Regions from separate parts of the Homo sapiens genome. Here region 2 is linked to region 1. The links are chromatin loops, found by intact Hi-C in ENCODE. Cell type or tissue: body of pancreas. All regions are shown on one strand.

What was found. Peaks named below come from ENCODE experiments on the same cell type or tissue, not always from the same donor. Only the 100,000 strongest peaks of a DNase experiment are listed, where the experiment ranks them.
Region 2: a loop joins it to region 1, with 2.7 times the contacts of the local background. A loop is called at or near these places in 23 of 110 quality-filtered maps.

Annotation. Positions count from the first base shown.
Region 1 is chr10:118,105,227-118,107,726 of GRCh38, forward strand. All of the region lies in intron 3 of CASC2 (cancer susceptibility 2), which reads left to right. Among named protein-coding and RNA genes, the nearest start is that of RAB11FIP2, 60 kb to the left of the region's middle. In body of pancreas, a CTCF peak has its summit at 1,413; no DNase peak of the experiment used is centred here.
Region 2 is chr10:117,543,649-117,546,148 of GRCh38, forward strand. EMX2 (empty spiracles homeobox 2) reads left to right here. Exons shown (of 3, transcript NM_004098.4): 1 at 1-25; 2 at 1,984-2,168. It also overlaps EMX2OS. Among named protein-coding and RNA genes, the nearest start is that of EMX2, 2.2 kb to the left of the region's middle. RefSeq lists enhancers at 313-935, 936-1,558. In body of pancreas, no CTCF peak of the experiment used is centred here; no DNase peak of the experiment used is centred here; H3K4me3 peaks cover 1,377 bases; H3K27me3 peaks cover 2,342 bases.

The DNA.
Region 1 (2,500 bases):
AGATCCCCGGAAACGGAAGACTGACTAATTTCAAAACATTAAATGTTGAAGATGGAAGGGACTTGTGAAGATCACTTAGTTCAACTCTTTATGACTAAGGAGACTCAGAGCAGAAGGAAAGGACTTGCAAAGGCCACCCAGTTCATCACTGTGAAGCCAAGGCTCCTGAATCTTAGTCCAGGTCACTTTCCCCAAGATCTGAAGGATGGCTCACTTGTCCTCAGGAACAACAGTGGGTTACTGGCTCTTTCATGGCCATAGCACCTCTCCTAGACTAAACACATCAAAATGTCACTTACATCAAAATCCTCTTGTCTTTTGAAAAGAGGTACAAGTTCCTCCATCCTTGTTTATACTACTCTGTGGAGATATTCAGGATCAAAATGAAACTTTGTCACATGGAAAGCTGAAACATTTGTAAAATTGTAGTAATGAAATGCAAGTGAAAGCGTTTTGCAAATTGTCCTTTACCCTTGTCAAGAGTTCCATTGAGTGGGATCTGAATGCTGTCACATCTTTTCAACCAATGGAGAGATAGTCTGATTCCATGCCCAGAAAGCAGTTCACCCATTTAATCTCATTCTCAAAGGGTTTTCTAAGTGCAGGACAGGCAGATCAAATAGCACTGTGGACTGTTGGGGTTGTTCTGTAAAATAAAGTAGTAGATAAACATCTTTCTCTGTTCACAAGGAGTGTACTACAGTCAGGGTAACCTTCAACACATGGAGGAGGCAGCCCCCTGAATAGCATAAATTCAGAACTCTGGGAAGACCCCATTCTATCTCTCTATATCCACAAACCTCTTGGCTGCCATCTAAGAGGCCACCATTTATATTTCATTTGTCCTAGTTTTATATCCCTATTAATGCACAAATATCTTTGGTAAGAATGACCCAAGATACTAACATTTTCTCCCTTAAACTAAATAAAGCTTTGGAGCATGAGTTTTGATGGGAAAGGAAAAAGAAAGCAAACACAGGAGGACTCTGAGTGGTACTAGCAGATAAGGAGAAGGGAATATCACTCAGGGAGGGGAAATGGTCAGGGAGAGGCAGTGCTGTTGTGGACTCATGAAAGCTGTACTTTTGGTGATTTTATAGCATGTCAGGAGCATGTTCTAAGTGTTCTCCAAGCTTAATTCATGTAATCCTCCATCTTATGAAGTAGATGCTATTATAGTTATCCCTATTAGAGATTAGGACATAGAGGGAGAGATATTAAGTAACCTGCCCAAGTTTACATAGCTGATAAATAGCAGATTTCAAATATATGCCTTCTGGCTCCAAATTCTGAGCCCTGAAGCACTGTAGTGACCATTCATCTACATTACAGTTTTGTCACTGTAAAGGCCTGGCTGATTTATCTTGTTTTCCTCGCTACTGAAACAGCTCTAATAAGACTCTCCCCTGCCCCCTAGCTGTCTGATAAAATGAGTTTGCATTTAAAGCCCGAAAGCTGCTTGGTCTTGGCGACCCTTCCAGTACACTGTTTGCCCTGGGGTGCTCCTTTGGGACCCTTCCTAAGAGAAGCTCTGAGGTTTTGTTAGTCCCTTGGCAAATGGACTTCTCAACAAAGAGCCTAGGAGGGGTAAGATAGGCACGGTGTTGGGTAGAAATGGAGGGCTACCTATTTATAATAGATGCTGAGAAAGGCTGGGCCATCTCTGCTATATGTACTCAGTCTCAGAATCATAACAAGTTTCTTGTCTCTGTGGATGAAAAAGCACCACCCTGGTAGTGAAGGAATGAGGTACTGGCCTTTAGGTTAGAAACACATTAATAATCCAGACTCCAGAATGGGCAGTGCCACTGCTCTGGCATCCTTCTCCACAGACAAACATAAGACTCAGGTTTCTGGGCCATCCAAGGTAGCACTTTTCACAAATATCAAACATAAATAATTGAAGAGGCAATGTTTAGAAATGGAAAATGCAAAATCCCAGGTGAATTTGCTGCTTCTCTCTCTTTCTTTGTGCCTGTGCCTCTCCTGAATCTCCATGGGCACATGGCAAGCAGCGTGAGTCATTCTGACACCTCATGTACATCCTTCTAGACATTTGTGGTTTTTGTCACTGTTTTGAAGATGATCAAATAATAGAATAATAAGTTTCAAAAGTCTTTCTTAAACTGCCTACTTTAATGAAAAGATGAAAACCAAAATCTCCATGGATTTAGGAAGAAAAGTCATCACTCTATTTTGTACAGAATTTACTTATACCCCAGTTGAACCCCCACAAAAGTAGAGAACAATGTAGCACAATATATGAGATAATTGTCACATGAACAATTTATTTTGATAGTGGTGTCATGCATTAAACTTCCTGAATACGGCCCCACACACAAAACTCTTTTCACATTTGTGTGTCATACATAGAATTGAGAAACATTTCAATTTTGCTGATAACCTCAAGTTGGAAATTAGTGATAACCTTCCTTAGCCCCAGTCATAGCTGAGACATACGGTTGGTTAATCAAATTAGGAGGGTGAGCTCTGCCTTCAC
Region 2 (2,500 bases), 560 kb before region 1:
CGATATCTGGGTCATCGCTTCCAAGGTACGTGCCACGTCGCGGAACTGCAGCGCGCCGCTCCCGCCGCATCCTTCACTGCCCCCGGCCTGCTCCGGGTGGGCGCTTGGCAAGGCCTGGGCGGAGGTTCCTCCGGCTCGCGGGCCAGCGCGCCCTGTTGGGAAACTAGGCGGCGCGGGGCCGGGCGTGGTGTCGATCCCCAGTCTCCGAAGCTACGACTGGTTTGGAGTGATGGCCTGCGGGCCGCTTGACCCTTTGGGAAGGGGTGCGAACGGAGAAGTTGTCCCCCAGTGCGCTCGAATCAGAGCAGGCTGGGCTGTGCGTGCCCGGCGCCGCGGAGCCCAGAGCCCGCGGGATCCCCAGGCTCCTGGTACCCTCGGCAATGCCCCCAACCGTCCTGGCTCCGAGGGGCGCGGACAGGACTCGGCCGCCAGGCTTGCTTTCGACTGCGTTCGACCCTGTTCACCACCCACTTTGCGCCCCTTCAGTCCAGACCCGCGGCTTCTTAGTCTTCCACCCTCTTCTGGAGGCGAGAGGATCCTCGCGCCCCGGGAGAAAAGTATGGGATTTGTTTTTTCTTTCCTGCTTTTCGGAGGCCTGGGGAGGGGCGGGAACCCGTGCGGGAGGAAAGCTCCAGGGCTTGGCGCTCTCGCCGCGACCTGCTTAATTGGGGCGCCGAGCAGCCACAGCGGGAAGGCAGGTTCGGTCTGGTTTTTGTTTTTCTTTCTTTCTTTAAAAAAAAAAAAAAAGAACCTGGTCAGGAAACTGTCTTAGAGGGAAATATCTGTTCGTGTGTTTTCATTTCTTGCGATATTTTTTATTTGTTTGTTTTTCTCTGGGTACGGGGTGGGAGGAGGAGAGTTAAAACTTCAGAAAAAGGAGTAATTAGTTTACGGATTGGAGTCAGTAAAAGACCTACCTCCGGCGGCAGCCGATCAATACTCCGCGGCTTGTCCATTCATTAACCCATTGCGTTCCTGCCGGAGCCTAGAATCGGGTAGATGTCACCCCCCTCCCCATATTTTAAAAAATCAAACCAAAGGAAAAAAAACCCAAAAAGCCTTTTACCCTTAATCCCGAACTGGATTTGCCTGCATCCTGCCTGGACTGTCGGCTTGTTTTTCTTTGTTTGGGTTTTCGGTGAATCGATTTCCTATGCTAATGAGTGAACCCAAAACTCTGAGGCTTTGCTTGAAAAGTTTAGGGCTGCCCTTCCTCATTCGCTATCAGTCATGCTTATGGTCCCCTCACCAGACCCGGAGCCGCTGGGATCTTCCTGCGTTACAGACTGTCCTGGCGGTGTCTGCAAGTCGGTAACCCCCCGGGTTTCGATCCCTTCGCTCGCGTTTCTCTTCTAGTTCTCGGGAGCCGGGAGCCCCGGAGCCCAGTTCGCGAGAGGCAGCAGCGGCTGTAGCCAAGCACACCCGCCGGCCAGATTTCTGTCCCGATCGGGCTTCAACGACTCGCCCCGCCTCTATACTTTTCCGGAGGGGCAATAAAACAAATAATTTAAAAATAAATCTCCATGAAAACTCTGGAGAGCAGCCCGCCGCCTTTCCACCGTGGGTCAAAGTTCCCCGAGAGGTTAGAAAGAAGAGAAAGTAGTTTCTTCGGGTTGTGGGCGCCAATCCCCTGGCCAGGCTCTGCGGCTCCCTCCCCTGCCTCCAGCGCCCGGCGAGGAGGTGGCGAGGCCCGCGGCGCCAGGGCGGCTGCGGAGCCGGCCGAGGTCAGGAGCCTGGGGACTGGCTCCTCTGCGACAGCGGCTGGTTGGGTGCCGCACCGGTGGAGACCCGGCGTTCCGGGCCGGGCAGCTGAGCAGGCGTTCCCTTCGTGAGCCCTTGGGAGGACCACCGGCCCCCGCAGGTCGAGCGGCGCGGCTATGCGAAGGCCCTGAGCACGGTGCCGGGCCAGCCCGGCTCGGGAGAAGTGCGCGGCTCCGGTCAGAGCAGCCCCCCCTAATGGGATTTCTGCTGTGCTCCCCGCAGGGAACGACACTAGCCCCGAGAGTTTCCTTTTGCACAACGCGCTGGCCCGAAAGCCCAAGCGGATCCGAACCGCCTTCTCCCCGTCCCAGCTTCTAAGGCTGGAACACGCCTTTGAGAAGAATCACTACGTGGTGGGCGCCGAAAGGAAGCAGCTGGCACACAGCCTCAGCCTCACGGAAACTCAGGTGACTGCGGCCCGGGCGCGAGGAACCCATCTAGGCGTGCGCCCCCTCCCCAAAGCTGGCTCCCAAGCACACCCATGAGCACGGAGCTCTGTGAGGGCCTTCCGCACAGGTCCTGGTAGCTGGTTCCACGCCTGGGCTCGGGATGTATGTCTCAAGGTGCTGGCTTTGTTGGGCTCCAGAAAGGGGCTGTAAGTGCCAATCTGCCCCAGGTTCTGGGGAAACGCGCCGAGTTGTTTCTCTGTCCAGTTGGGCATGTCCTGGCTAAGACATCCCTGCATTTCTGGTGAGACTTTTGATGAGAGTGTGAAGACCCCTGCTGGGGTCCAGGAAGA